Regions from separate parts of the Homo sapiens genome. Here region 2 is linked to region 1. A link is a loop called in an ENCODE intact Hi-C map of the cell type or tissue named here. Cell type or tissue: mammary epithelial cell. All regions are shown on one strand.

Region 1 (8,000 bases):
ATTCACTAGCAACAGATCCCAATCAAAAAGGAATTTATGAGGTCAGGTGTGGTGGCGAATGCCTGTAATCCCAGCACTTTGGGAGGCCGAAGTAGGCAGATCACTTGAGGTCAGGAGCTTGAGATGAGCCTGGCCAACATGGTGGAACCCTGTCTCTACTAAAAATACAAAAATTAGCCAGGCATGGTGGTGCGCACCTGTAATTCCAGGTACTCAGGAGGCTGACATACAAGAATTTCTTGAACACAGGAGAAGGAGATTGGAGTGGACAGTGGAATACCACTGCACTCCAACCTGGGAGACAGAGCGAGACTCCATCTCCAAAAAACAAGAAAAAAAAGGAATTTATGAAATCCCAGAAAAAATTCAATATGTTGTTATTAAAGAAGTGAGTTGTTCTCAATGACATACAATACAAAAAAACCAACAATATTAGAAAAACAATTCGGGCTATGAATGAGAAATTTATCACCAAAGAGATAGGTATCATTAAAGAGAACCAAAGATAAATTCTAGAACTGAAGAATCCATTGAATGAAATAGAAAATACACTCAAAGGCTTCAAAAATAGACCATATCAAGCAGAAGAAAGAATCCCAGAACTTAAAGATGGGTCTTTTGAAGTAACCTAGTCAGACAAAAACAAAGAAAAAATAATTTAAAAGAATGAGTGGAGCCTACATGAAATATGAAGCACTATTAAAGCAATAAAATATTTGAATTGTTGGTGTCCCAGAAGGCAACCAATGTTCCTGTATGGTTTCTTTGTTGTTGCAAAGAACAAAAATGCAAAGGAGAAAAGAAAATCCTTTTCATACAAGCAAATGCTAAGGGACTTCATTACTGCCAGACCTGCCTTACAAGAGTTCCTTAAGGGAGTGTTAAACATGGAAACAAAACGCCATTACCAGCCACCACAAAAACACACTTAAGTATATGGCCCACTGTCACTATAAAGCAACTATACAATCAGGTCTACATAACAACCAGCTAACAACATGATGACAGGATCAAACCCTCACATATCAATATTAAACTTGAATGTAAACAGGCTAAATGCCCCACTTAAAAGACAGAGGAGCATGTTAGATAAAGAAGCAAGACCCAACTGTATACTGTATTCAAGAGACCCATCTCAAATTAAATGGCTCAAAGTAAAGGGATGGAGAAAGATCTATCAAGCAAACAGAGAACAAAAAAGAGCAGGGGTTGCTATTCTTATTCTAGACAAAACAGACTTTAAACCAATAATGATCAAAAAGGAAAAAGAAGGGCATTACATAATGATAGAGGGTCAGATTCAACAAGAAGACTTAACTATATGAAATACACATGCACCCAACACTACAGTCTGGAGTCAAGAGAGACTATTTTGGAGCTTTAAGTTTTTTTGTTTTGTTTTGTTTTCTTTTGGTGTTTTTTGTTTTCCTTTTTTTTTGAGCTGGAGTCTCACTCTGTTGCCCAGGCTGGAGTGCAGTGGCGCAATCTCGGCTCACTGCAGGAGCTTTAAGTTTTAATGACTGCCCTGCTGGGTTTCAAACTTGCATTGGGGCCTGTAGCCCCTTTCTTTTGGTCAACTTCTCCCTTTTGGAGAGCGACCCAATAGCTGTACTCCCATGGTATGTTGGCAGTAAATAACTTGTTTTGATTTTACGGGCTCATAGGTGGAAGGAATTCATGTCCAGATGAGACTTGAGACTTTTGACTGAGTTGATGCCGGAATGAGTAAAGACTTTTCAGGACTGTTGGGAAGGCATGGTTGTATTTTGCAACGTGAAAAGGACACGAGATGTGGAGACAGGGGTGGAATGATATGGTCTGGATCTTTGTATTCCCACCAAATCTCATGTTGAAATGTAATACCCAGTGTTGGAGGGGGCACCAGTGGGAAGTGCTTGTATCATGGGGACATATCCCTCATGAATGGCTTAGTGCCATCCCTTGGTGATAAGTTCTTGTAAGATCTGGTTTTTTAAAAGTGTGTGACACCTCCCACACACACTCTCTCTCTAGCTTCTGCTCCCACTGTGCCTTCTGCCATGATTGTAAGCTTCCTGAGGCCTCCTCAGAAGCAGATGTTGGCACCATGCTTCCTGTACAGCTTGCATAATTGTGAGTCAATGAAAGCTCTTTTTTTATATAAATTATCCAGTCTCAGCTATTTCTTTATGGCAATGTAGGAATGGCCTAACATATTAATATATCTGAAGAGAGAGACAGATGCAGTAATAGTAAAGAGAGAGAGCAATGCAGTAATAGTAGGGGACTTCAACACCCCACTTTCAGCAATGGACAGATCAACCAGACAAAACAAAATCAATAAAGAAACATCAGATTCAAACTATACTCTAGACCAAATGAACTTAATAGATTTATACAAAACAGTTCATCCAACAGCTGCAGAATACACATTCTTCTCAACTGCACATGAGCATTCTCCAGGATATATCATATGTATGCCACAAAACAAGTCTTAACAAATTTAAGAAGACTGAAATCATATCAAGTATCTTTTCTAACTCAATGGTATAATACTAGAAATCCGTAACAGGAGGAACTTCAGAAACAGTACAAAGACATGGGAATTAAACAACATGTTCCTGACCAATCATTGGGTCAGTGAAGAAATTAAAAGGGAAATTTAAAAATTTCTTGAGACAAACAAAATGGAAACACAACATACCAAAATCTGTAGGAAAAAGCAAAAGCAGGTCTAAGAGGGAAGTTTATAGCAGTAAATGCCCACCATTGCACAAAACTGGTAGCACCAGAATACCCTTACATAATTGACTATTCCCAAACAACCGAGGATCAGAGGACTTTGTTCCAGGGCCTACCCCAGAAGCCAAGTCAACCACTGTCAATGCGCAAAATCTCTAATCACTACCTCTTCCAACTTACTCTCCTCTCAACTTTCTGTGGCTAAGGTCCTTCCCTTTCTCTCCTCCCACTCTTTGTGACTCTTCTGTCCTCTCTGTCACTGTCTCTTTCTGTCTCCTTGTCTCTCTCTCCTTTCAGTCTATACATATGGCTGAAAATAATAATTCAAATAATAAAGTAATATATTTTCTTGAAAAATGTTGTGTATGTTCAGAAATAGAGATTATACAGCCATGGTTGGTATTCTCTCATCGCACCTCCTCTCCTCCCCAAAGTAACTGTGTTTACAACATAGTGTCTGAATTTTTCTATATTCTACACATTTGCATACATATTAATATAAATGTACACACGTACCACACTTTAGTCTTTATGGGATAATGTTATACACACCCCTTTAAATCCCTAAGAGCACATATCCATTTCTTACAGCTGCCTAGATTTCCATTTTGTGAATAAGTTTCAGTAATTTATTTCATTAGTCTTCTGTTGAAAACGATTTAAGTTGTTCCCAACTTTTCACCATTGCTCTAAAATATCACAAAAAAATAGTCTTATACGTATGTCTTTGTGCACTGCATCCAGTCAGTAACAGCCCTGGAAGTAGAAATTCTAAAGCAAATTGTTTATGATGCACTCAGTTATATGTTAAGGAAAAACTAATTGAAAACTAAAACAATAAACAAATTATCTTATGTAACAAGAATTATGAGCTACCGTGCGTCCAGGGTTTCAGTTCTAGGAATTTAAACACATAGGACAGTTGCCAATAAAATGCACTGAATCCAAATGCCCCAAAAGAGAAAATGTCATGTTTATCGGAGGTTTTCTTTCTGGAGATGTCACCCATGGTTATGTAATTGTGCAAGTCCTTCTTAGCCATCCCACACCCAGGGGAAAATTACCACCTACTAAGAGGACAAAAGAGATTCCTATGCAGTTTGTCAAGGAGAGCTACCCATATGACTAACTGACTACATCAGAGAGTTACATCTATAGGCTCATCAGCTGTCCCACATTTTGTCAAAATAACGTTCCTATCAAAAATGAAGACACGACTTCAGCCCAGAAGATCAAGGCTGCAGTGAGCCATGACTGCACCACTGCGCTCCAGCTGCGTGACAGAGTGGAGTGTCTTCAAAAAAAAAAAAAAATGGAGACACAGTTAACAGTTCAGGGAGCCAGAAGTCCCTGCTTCTACCCTCTCTCTTACAGGGCGGCTTGATCCCACTTATCTTGGTTGTGTACAATATGCCTGTCTGTATCAGCTCCGCATTTCTCCTCAATGTGTCTTCCCTCTCTTCAGTGGCACACAAGCAAGTTCAGAGGTTTAGTATGCACTGAACTAGGAAACCAGCCAAGTTTACCTCCACCCTGTGGGGATCAAGAGAATTACAGTCTCTCTAAAGAGAAACACCTTGCCCCAAAAGGCTACCCTCTTTTGCCTTCCAGTTCTCCCCTTATACTTGTAGACAGTTAAACTTCTCTCCCACCTAGGAACCCAGGAGAGTTTAACTGTCTTAATAATGATAGTAGTAATAGTAAATACATCTTCATGGACCCAGGTATGGGGAAACAGAAAAGGAAAGTAACAGTAATTTGAACTGAAGAGAAGATGGTGTGAAAACTAGACTCCTGAAAGCATGACTGGCCTGCTAACCAAGGACATGAATAGTACTAACAAGGAATTTCCTCATTAAAGAGTGAAAGAATGAAACAGCCAATGTAGAAGTGTATACTCTGCTAAAATAGCCTTCAAAATGAAAGTGAGGATTCTCCCATTTCTAGCCATGATGGTGTTAACTGAAACTAGACTAGCTCTCTTGACATTAACAACTATAAAACTGCACACAGAATAAAGTATATGAAGCCACTGTGTTTAGGTACCAGACAACAGGTAGCACAAGACTGCAATTCCACAAGGGATGGACATTTACAGGGTGAGCCCTTAGATAAACAAGTTGTCAAAGAACAATTTCCCAAGTGCAATGCAGATAGCTGGGATCTGAGCACAGGACAGCAGTTCTGCAGCACTGAGGGCATTCAGGGCAGCTGGTGAGCCTGGAGTCTCTGAGGTATGGTATCAAAGAAGAACTGTGCAGAGGTAAGCACCACATGTCCTTGTGGAGTCTTCCCCAAATTCCTGGCTGAGGGCTAGGCTGCATATACACAGACAAGACTATCTGTCTGATAAGACAAGGCTTATCAGACAGGTAAGGCTTAAGGAAGAACTATCCTAGAATAGAGGAGAGTAAGGAAACACAATAACGAATTGCAACACTGAATTCTGGATTGCATCCTAGACCAGAAAGCGGACACGAGTGGGACAACTGATGAAACTCAAATAAGGTCTGCAGATCAGTTAATAGTATTATGTCAGTATTAGTTTTCTGGTTTCAATAATTTTATTAAGGCTATGCAACATTAGAGGAAGCTGAGTGAAAAAGACAAATTCACCATACTGTTTTTGCAACTTCTTTGTAAGTCTAAAATTATTTTAAAGTAATAAGTTAGACAATATTTTAAATGTTACATATAAAAACGCAATCACGATAATGAACACTTCCTAAAGATGCAATCAGGGTGCCTTCACATGCTCCCTCACACCTGAAATAAGCGTTATGTATCTAAGGCTCCCCTGACCTTTGGTGTGGCCTGGTTTAGCCAGTCCAAACCAGATGCAGATAGTTGTGTGGGAAGCCTGGCGACACAGACAGTTGCACTATCACCCACAAGATAACTGGCCAATTGTGGGCTGGGTTTAAAAGGTGGGCTGATGATCCCCAGTGCGTGATGAGCATGGCAGTAAAAGCACAGGGAGATCAGGTTCCCGTCCATCAATGGGAAGCCTGCGCTACAGTGTCCACCTGGACAGGAAGTGATGGACACAGTCCTGAAAGCACAGCAGGCACTGCTCCCACTCACCAATGGGCAGCCTGCCCGGAGAGTCAGCCCTGGACATCAAGGCTGGAATTCCCTTTCTGGCTCAGCAAAATTACCACAGACCAAACCACAGACACCACAGAACTCCTTTTCCTAGTCAACACTGTCTGACTCTTTCCTGACAGAAGTCTGAAACCAAGACCACCAACAGGGACAGGGCCACACATCTCAACACTGACACCACACCCCCTTGACACTCACAATGCTTAAGTCCTGAATCAGAAGATCTCAACCTCTTTTTGGAAAGTTATTTCTTTAACTCATGATTTACACAGATACAAAGACTTGGTCAGAAGGACCAAAATACTTTCTGAAATTAGAAACAAAATTATTATAACATTCAAATAGAATCATTCCCATGAACAAGCCATGACTCACAGAATTTAATTACTAAGTAGCTGTCGTTTTCACACCTCTTTCCTTTTAAATTTATTCTTTTTTTTATTTTAAAAAATAAATAGAGATGGGATCTCCCTAAGTTGACTCGCTATGTTGATGAGAATGGTCTCAAACTCCTGGCCTCAAGTGATTCTCCCATCTTGGCCTCCCAAAGTGCTGGAATTACAGGCAGGAGCCACGGCTCGCAGCTTAAATGTATTCTGCAGTGCTAGTTCTTCCCCTGCCCCAGGATAAAAGTTAGGTCAAATCCCATTAATTTTTTGGTCATTTTATTTAATAAATATCTGCCCGTGACTCATTTAAAATGGCTTTAAGTATGTAAAAGTGAAAACGACAATCTTTATTTAAACTTACATTTTCACTGTCTCTTCCAGCTCTGACCTGCAGTCAGGTGGTAGCCTGAACTCGAGGAAGGGATGTGGCCCTCTGACGCACGTTTTCCAACTTATCACGGTTAAGAATCTTCCTCCATTTGCTGACTTAGTTTCTGAATCTACTGTGTTTAGGGCTCAAGGAGAGACGCCAGGGAGCAATAGGGTTCTTCCTTGATGGGCAGCATTGTAGTGATCTAAAATTGACACTGTTCTGAGTTTGCAAATACTTGAAACTGACTCTTTCCTTGAGGGAAGGCTTTTTTGGCTTCTATGCAGAAATCTGTCATCTGAGCTTCCTTTGATGAGGGCAATTTCATCTGGAGTCGCTTTGGATATTTACAACCCTCATCCACCATGAAAAGTTTCTGACTCAAATCCAGGCTGCAATCGAGCTGGCAGAAGTGGTGCAGACTATGATGTAGCTAAAGCAGATGAGTACCTGCCATTCAGGTACAGGCGACGTACAGGCGTTTCCAAAGCGCCTGAGGCCTGGAAACTCGGGTGGCTGGCTGGGGGATCATGGCCAGGGGCAAAGAACTTCTGAGCCCGTGTGACTTGGGTCTCATTCGGGCTATAGGGGTGCAAACAGGCTCCAATCCGCGAGGAGGATGCACTAAAGTGACCCGCTTAGGCTGCAAAACCAGGTGCACCATGGTACGCACGACTCGCTGAGCTCCATTTTCTAGGCGGGGAACTCTTGAGGCCTGACGCCCACGAGGGGAGCGGCAGCGACTTGACGCACCTCCTGGGCAGCCAAAACAAACCATTGCAGAGGATTCTTGTCCCACCCAACGAGCAGCCCCAGCCATGAACTCTGCAGCATCCCAATTGTCCAGAACGCCCGAAACTGGCAATGACTACTGACACCAAGGCAGTTACTGCGACGAAAACATGGCGGCCAAAGCCGCCTCACCCATCGCCTGCGCGATGTCTACTGACGACGCCTGCGCGATGTCTACTGACGACGCCTGCGCGATGTCTACTGACGACGCCTGCGCGATGTCTACTGACGACGCCTGCGCGATGTCTACTGACGACGCCTGCGCGATGTCTACTGACGACGCCTGCGCGATGTCTACTGACGACGCCTGCGCGATGTCTACTGACGACGCCTGCGCGATGTCTACTGACGACGCCTGCGCGATGTCTACTGACGACGCCTGCGCGATGTCTACTGACGACGCCTGCGCGATGTCTACTGACGACGCCTGCGCGATGTCTACTGACGACGCCTGCGCGATGTCTACTGACGACGCCTGCGCACTGCAAGGTGGGCGCCGCTCTCCATTTTCTGAGCAGTCTCCTACTGCCATCTAGTGTTGACTACTGGGATATCGGCTCAAATACCCCCAGAGAGAGTGCGTCACAGGCCTTTTGACGGACTGTGGTGAATTGATACATAGC
Region 2 (8,000 bases), 290 kb before region 1:
CCGCGGCTGGCAGTGCTGTGATGCCATCCCAGGGTTCCCGGGTGCCCAGTACCTGACAGATGCATTACCTGGTAGGCACATTTCCGGTGCAGTTTCTTCTGGTCCTTGTACCACTGCATGAGCTCCTTCATGAAACTGATTGTCACTTTGCCGTCTTCAAGCTTGGGTCCGCTGTACTCATCCTCAATGGCTAGGGTGTGAACAACGGGACACGAGAGTCAGTGACCACAGCCACTATGAGGGAGAAGGGGGTCTCGCTCCCAGGGATGGGGAAAACTTGGGTGTGGACACACAGGTCGAGAGCGGGACAGAGTGAGTGAAGAGTCCCCTCCTGGGTCAGGTCTGGCCCAGAGGCCTCTTCCTGACCTCCCTGTCTTCCTTCACCCACCCCCCTTTACTCTATTCAGTTTTATGGCACTTAGCACTATTCATTTCATGACTTATTCATCATCTTATCTCCCTCCTAGAATATCGGCTCCATGTGGACAGGAAGGGTTTTGTTCATAGCTGTACCCCTAGTGCCTAGGACAGTGCCGGGCACATAGGAGATGCTCAATAATCATCTGTGGGATGATCCACAACAATCCCTTGGATCTTCTCAGCACCTAGAGGTGAATCAGACACAGCCTGTGGGGACTGTGCTACTACCCGGAGGAAGGGCCCGTGAAATGGCAGGGGGACCATGGCTCTCCAATCTCGCTCACTGGGAAGCGTGAGGCCCAGCTTTGGGCTGTGGATGGAGCGCCCTGGAACACAGGCAGAGGAGCGACAGACACCAGCCTGGGGACAGAACAAGGGGCCACCCCTGAGCCCAACCCCACCCCCAGGGAATGGAGAAGGCCCGTGTGGAATGTTCTGGGCTGGAGCGTGGAGCATCCAGGCCTGACTCACTCATGCTCTCGATGTCCAGCGAGTCCACCACGGAGCGCTTGTGCTCGTCGCCCGCGATGGCCCGCTCAAAGGCCTTCTGCTTCACGATCTTGTTGCACTCCTGGTATTTCATTTTGGCATCCTTGTCATGGGGCTTCACCTTGACCACCTGGGTGGGAGGGAAGGGGCGTGCACACTGAGGCTGAGGTGGGGGCACAGCGGTTGCCCCCAGGCTGCCCAGCCCTGGGTTCCATGAAAGTGGAAGTCAGACCGCCTGGGCGCCAGGTGCTGATGGTGCAACCCTAGACGTATTTAACTGCCGAGCCTTGGTTTCTGCACCCCAAAACTGGGCACAGCAAAGCTGCCCGCATGGGTGCACTTCATCAATCTTAGCTATGAGCGCGCTAAAATCAAACAACTGCCTGTCTGAGGACTGCGGGCTCAGCTTCAGGTGCCCTGTGAGAATCCCTGTGGGGTGAGCAGCATCCCAAGCACAGGTCCTGATGCTACTATCGTGACTACCAAGGTGGCGGAGCATGAGAGGAAGGGCCCGGCTGGGTCTACGGTCACAGAACAGCCCAGACTCACACAAAGGGCCAATGACTTGCTGGACGACATGGACTCCCCAAGCCCAGGTTACCTAATCTCTAACAGGGAGGTGACACAGGGCTCCCCTGCCAGGGCTGTGGGAAGGAATAAGTAACACAGGGGGCCCGGCATGCAGCAGGGGCAGGTGGGCAGCAGCACCGAGTGCTGTTACTTCCCTCCCTCACACTCTGGGGAGGCCCAGGACAAAAGATTTCCCTGTTTTGTCCACTGAAGAGAGGAACTGAGGGTCACAGATCCCTGAGACCGGGTTCAAATCCCAGCTCTGCAAGTCATGAGCTGGGTGACCTCAGGCAGGTGAGTCTGCCTCTCTGTGGCTCAGTTTCTCTCTGAGGTGGGACTGAGAACCATATATATCTCCCTCAAGAGGGCCACTGGGAGAGCTGCATGGGTGAATGCTTGTGAACCCTGCACAGTGGTGCCAGGTGAAAGGAAACTCCACGTGGGCGCCCACTGCTCTTCACGGTCCCCCTTCTGGGGCTGCTGCGCTGATGACCAGATCATACACAATAGGCATGGGGCGTTCAGCTTTGGGACATAGCAAGTTCCCAGTGAAAGGAGCCCTATCCCCGCAACCTTATTTACCCCGATTCCTGCAAACTCTGATCTTCTAACCTGAAAAGCAGACTGGATTTGGGGGCTGGATTCAGATCCTGGCTCTGCTACTTACTTGCCATGTGACTTTGGGCAAGTGACTTCACCTGTTTAGTCACGTAGACCCCCGTCTGACCTGCCCACCATCCTTAGCCTCCCCAGGAGCAGACCCCCGTATCTCCTGTGCCAGAGGACAGACTGGGAGGTCCCAGGGCCGGCCCTCAAGGAGCAGGGGTGGCCTCTGGTGGAAAGCCTGGCAGCGTGACTCAGAAACCTCCACAGAGACACCCACTGACCCCTGCAGGTTGGTGTGACAGAAGCAGGGGGTGAGGCTCATCCATGCTGGAAACAGGTGTGTGCGCCAAGCGGGGTGAGAAGAGCCCAGGCCCAGCAGGCCACGGCCTCCTCCCTGTCTGGGCAGGCCTAGGGCACCCTGCCAGGCAGCTCCACCTGGGCTGTGGGTGGGTGTAAGGCAGGGGAGGAAGACAGTGCCAGGCAGCCCCTGGCATCCTTCCCAATGAGGAGTGGTTATGTGCCCACACCCGGCTGGCATCCAAACCAGCATGTGGCCTGGCCCATGCGGCTCCTCCCACCCCTCTATACCTCCCAGCCAGACCACTCATGTCCCCGGCATGCTGGCTCCAGGCCTTTATGCAGGCTGCCTCTGCCCAGAGCACCTCATTTGCACCTCCAGCTCCTCCTCCAGGTCTCAGCCCCACTGATCCCTCCTCTAGGAAGCCCCAGAGGCTGGGTCAGGCACCCCCTCTGGGCTCCCAAAGGCCCCTGGGCTCCCTTGTTCCAGCCGTGAGCCCTGCTGGTTCGGAACCGGTCTGTCCACCCCGCTGGAAGGTGGCCCTGTGAGGGCAGGGCTGAGGCTCAGCCATAGCTGTGCGTGCAGCAGTCAATGAATTTCCCTTCCCCCCTTTCTCCAAAGAAATGAATGAGTGACTGAGCATTTCCTCCCCGCCAGTCTCCTGTTCTCCAGGGGTGGGCGGGCTGGGAAGGCAGATGAAGGCAAACAATGACAGCGCAGGGAGGAGAAAGGGAGTGGGAATACCAACAGTGGCAGCGGCAACAATAATAATACACAGCTCACTTCTAGAGCACTTACTATGTGCCTAATATTGTGTAAGCAATTCACTTGCTCATTTATCCTCCATGCACCTCTACATGGCAGTGTTTTCACAATCCTCATCTGACAGACAAGAAAACCAAGGCCCGGGGAGGTGAAGTCACCCACCCAGGAAGCCAGGATTCCCTTCTCTCCCAGGCGAAACTGCGCCAAAGCCCAGGCTCCTGATTTCCGCTATGCACGCTGGGATGGGCTCCCCTTCCACCACCTCCCCTCCCTGCCTGGGCCTCTCGTCCCTGGGGCACACTGCATGCCCTCCAGGGAGGCAGCGTGGGGCAGTGGTTATGAGCCTGGGCTCTGGGACTAGGCCTCCTGGGTCTGAATCCAGGCCTGCCAGGACAGGCGGCCTCACATCTCAAGCCTCCCTCAGTTTCTAGAAAGTAGGGGTGGTGCCAGCACCCCCTGGAGGATTGTCGTGAGAACTTAATGCCAGGCAGCAGCAGGCAAGTGCTCATCCCAAGGCCTGCTGCTACTGTAGCTGCTGCGACACGCAAGGTCTAGCTGGGACAGTGAAGATGCCCTGCTGGGCTCCTGCTCCTGAGGAAGGTCATTCAGTCCAGACCAGAAGGGACTCAGCTCCTGAAGGCCCACCGGGTCAGAACTTCACACTGAACTTTTTTTTTAAAGTGGCAGTTGGATTGTATCAAGGTCAGTATTCTGACTGTGATATTTATGTAGTTATGCCAGATATACCTTTAGGGAAAACTGGGATTTCTGCATTACTTCTTACAACTGCAGGTGAATCCACAGTGCTAAGTAAACAAGTTGTTTCTAAAAGCATTATCTTCGTCAGCGAGTACTCATGGGTAATGATGTCTGGAGCTGGTGAAATGGTAACACAGGTTCACAATCCCCGAAGAAGCCCTGGGGGCTGCGTGTATTTGGGGATTGGGAATTTTTTGGATTTTAGTAAGGTGATTTGGTAGATGGCCGGGTGTGGTGGCTCACACCTATAATCCCACCACTGTGGGAGGCTGAGGTGGGAGGATCACTTGAGCTCAGGAGTTCAAGACCAGCCTGGACAACATAGTGAGTCCCTATCTCTAGAAAAAAATAACAACAACAACAAAAAGCTAGCCAGGTATGGTGGTGCATGCCTGTAGTCCCAGCTACTTTGGGGGGCTGAGGTGGGAGGATTGCTTGAGCCCAGGTAAGGCTGCAGTGAGTCATGATTGTGCCATCACACTCCAGCCTGGGTAACACAGTGAGATTCTGTCTCAAAAAAAAACCAAAACAAAACAATACAAAAAAACCCACATGATTTTGTGTACATGCTCTATCATAGGACACCCCCAGCAGGTCCAAGGCAGTACCTAGTAATCACAAGCACATACACGGCCATTTCTGCAGCAAAACCTCCAGACATGCCACTGGAGAGTAATCAAGACCATCAGCAGCTTCTTAGTAGTTCAGGTCAGGTTTTGCCACTGAACGAGCTGCCCAAACTTACCAGAACAACTGTTCTTCAGAACTGCTTGGGTTTTAAAACTAAGGGTGAGGGATTATAGAGCAGCATCAAGATCCCACATGGAGTGGACCCACAGTACAAGGTGTAACAGGGCATTCTGAATATCTCCAACATGCAGACAATGAGCAGCAGCCCAGAAGGGAGCCGTGCCTGCCTGAGGCATGCAGGCAGCTGGGGGAAGTCAGGTTTCCAGGGCAGGAAATGCCGCTGCTAGTGACAGCCTGAAGCCTGACATAAGGGTTTTTACCCTAGTGGGTTAGTTTCTGGTGAATGAGTTTGGCAAGTCATACCCAGCATTCTCTGTATAATAAGTCAGAGAGACCACCAAGGTGCACTGCCTGAGCTAAGGGTGAGTGCTGTGCCGAGAAACTCGGACCCGCTGCGCCTGCCCTGCTTATGGCCTGACTCTGGGACAAAGCTGCCACCTCCTGGCTGTGCAACCTCAGTGGAGTGAGCTACCCTCTGGGCCTTGGTTTCCTCACCTATAAACCAGGGACAAAGAGAGTCTCCACTGCGCAGGGTAGCCGTGAAGATGAAATGAGTTATATTACTGCATGAAGGTCACACCCTGGGCCCTGGCGAGCGCTGGATGAAATAGTGGTTGTGACTATTCCTGTTACTTTCACAGATCCATGCTGTAGGTGTACAGGCACTAGTATCCGCTTGCAAGGCAACACGCATTTCTAACTGACTGTGCTGGACTCTGATGTAAGGAACCCAAAGCCACAGAACAAAAATCAGGAGATCCCAGGAAGGGCCAGGGAGCACAGAGGGAGTCCCCCAGATCCGGCCTAGGTTTGCACCCAAGTTCCAAGCATAGACAGGAAAGAACATAGGTGGTGTCTTCCGGAAAAGGACCCCGTGAGGGACATCCATCATGAGAGTCAGGGTTCTCCAGAGAGACAGAACTAATGAGAGAGACACACACACACAGGCTGGACGTGGTGGCTCACGCCTGTAATCCCAGCACTTTGGGAGGCCGAGGTGGGCGGATCATGAGGTCAGGAGATCAAGACCATCCTGGCTAACATAGTGAAACCCCATCTCTACTAAAAATATAAAAAATTAGCTGGACGCAGTGGCGGGCACCTGTAGTCCCAGGTACTAGAGAGGCTGAAGCAGGAGAATGGTATGAACCCGGGAGGCGGAGCTTGCAGTGAGCCGAGATCCCGCCACTGCACTCCAGCATGGGCGACAGAGCAAGACCCATCTCAAAAAAAAAAGAGAGAGACATACACACAGTCATGAGCTGTATAATGATGTTTAGTCAGCAGTGGCCCACATATACAAGTGTGGTCCCAGAAGATAAACACACTGAAATAGTCCTATTGCCTGGTGACAGCACAGCCATGGGAATGTCTCAGCACAACGCCATTACTCACACAAATCCATGACGAAAAAAGAAGCCAAGCGAACCACCATGGACATTTTTCTGAAAAGAACCACACCTTCTCAAGGGCCTCACGCAGGTCCTTCAGGGGTATCCAGAAGGCACTGTCACCCTAGATGACAGCTCCATGCGTGTGACAGCCCCAGAGGACCTTCCAGTGGGACACGGTGTGGAGGTGGGAGACAGTGATACTGATCTCCTGACCCTGCGTAGGCCTAGGCTAATGTCTGCGTTTGTGTCTTCGTTTTTAACAAAAAAGTTTAAAAAGCAAAAGAAATATTTTTTCAACAGAAAAAAGCTTACAGAATAAGGATATAAAGAAAATATTTTTGTACAGGTGTATATGTGTGTTTTAAGCTAAGTGTTATTACAACAAAGTGAGAAAGTTTTAAAAAATTAAAAAGTTTATAAAGTAAGTTACAGTAAGCTAAGGTTAATTTATTATTGAAGAACCAAAAACTTTTAAAAATAAATTTAATATAATCTAGTGTACAGTGTTTATGAAGCCTACAGACATACACATTACTGTCCTAGCCTTACATTCACTCACCACTCACGCACTGACTCACCCAGTGAAACTTCCAGTCCTGCAAGCTCTATTCATGGTAAGTGCCCTAAACAGGTGTACTAGATTTTATCTTTTTTTTTTTTTTTTTCCAGACGGAGTCTCGCTCTGCTGCCCAGGCTGGAGTGCAATGGCTTGATCTCGGCTCACTGTAACCTCCGCCTCCCGGGTTCAAGCAATTCTCCTGCCTCAGCCTCCCGAGTAGCTGGGATTACAGGAGCATGCCACCACGCCTGGCTAATTTTTGTATTTTTAGTAGAGATGGGGTTTCACCATCTTGGCCAGGCTGGTCCTGAACTCCTGACCTCGTGATCTGCCCGCCTCAGACTCCTAAAGTGCTGGGATTACAGGCGTGAGCCACCATGCCTGGCCTTTTTTTTTTTTTTGAGACAGAGTCTCGCCCTGTCACCCAGGCTGGGGTGCAGTGGCGCAATGTCCGCTCACTGCAAGCTCTGCCTCCCGGGTTCACGCCATTCTCCTGCCTCAGCCCCCAGAGTGGCTAGGACTACAGGCACCTGCCACCACGCCCGGCTAATTTTTTGTATATTTAGTAGAGACGGTGTTTCACCGTGTTGGCCAGGATGGTCTTGATCTCCTGACCTCGTGATCCACCCGCCTCGGCCTCCCAAAGTGCTGGGATTACAGGTGTAAGCCATGACTTTACCATCCCTTTTCTACGTTCAGATGCATAAATACTTACTGTTTTGCTACAGTTGCCACAGCATTCACTAAAGTAACATGCTGTACAGGCGTGTAGCCTAGGAGCACTCGGCCATGCCACATAACCTAGGTGTGTATGCAGTAAGCTGTAACATCGAGGTTTGTGTAAGCACACTCTATGATGCTCACACAATGAAATCACCTAACAACACACTTCTCAAAAACTACCCCTTGTTAAGCAATGCATGACTATACCTATGCATGTGGATATATATGAGAGGGTGTTTATTAGGAGAATTGCCTCACTCCACACTGTCTTACCAATAAGTACAGAGTAGCTGCTTCATGCTCACTAGGTCCAATTAGTAAAATGCCATCAGTGTCGTGGACCAGTGTGATAGCTTGCAGAAGGGAAGGGTGATCAAGATCCCCATGAAGGAATACTACTTTACCCGTAAACAAGAGCAAAATAATGTCTTTTGTAGACTTGGATGGAGTTGGAGGCCATTATTCTAAGTGAAATAACTCACTAATGGAAAATAAAACACTCTATGTTCTCACTTGTAAGTGGAAGCTAAGCTATGGGTATGCAAGGCATACAGAGTGGTATAATGGAAACTGGAGACCTAGAAGGGGGAGAGTGGGAGGGGTGAGGGGTAAAATCTATGTACTGGGTGCACTGTACAGTACTCGGGTGACGGGTACACTAAGATCT

Evidence for each region. Hi-C counts contacts between places; a loop is a spot of excess contacts. Peaks named below come from ENCODE experiments on the same cell type or tissue, not always from the same donor. Only the 100,000 strongest peaks of a DNase experiment are listed, where the experiment ranks them.
Region 2: it touches region 1 in a loop (2.9-fold over the local background); 2 of 110 quality-filtered maps call a loop at or near these places.

The regions. Positions count from the first base shown.
Region 1 is chr19:46,078,664-46,086,663 of GRCh38, reverse strand. It overlaps a transcript of IGFL2 not described here. Among named protein-coding and RNA genes, the nearest start is that of IGFL4, 42 kb to the right of the region's middle. In mammary epithelial cell, CTCF peaks have their summits at 4,256 (motif pointing left) and 7,919 (motif pointing left); DNase peaks (open chromatin) are centred at 3,813, 4,213, 5,863 and 7,923; H3K27ac peaks cover 446 bases.
Region 2 is chr19:46,368,643-46,376,642 of GRCh38, reverse strand. PPP5C (protein phosphatase 5 catalytic subunit) reads right to left here. Exons shown (of 13, transcript NM_006247.4): 3 at 892-1,039; 4 at 69-190. Among named protein-coding and RNA genes, the nearest start is that of PPP5C, 26 kb to the right of the region's middle. In mammary epithelial cell, CTCF peaks have their summits at 2,372 (motif pointing left) and 3,601 (motif pointing left); DNase peaks (open chromatin) are centred at 2,572 and 6,632; H3K4me3 peaks cover 511 bases; H3K27ac peaks cover 3,017 bases.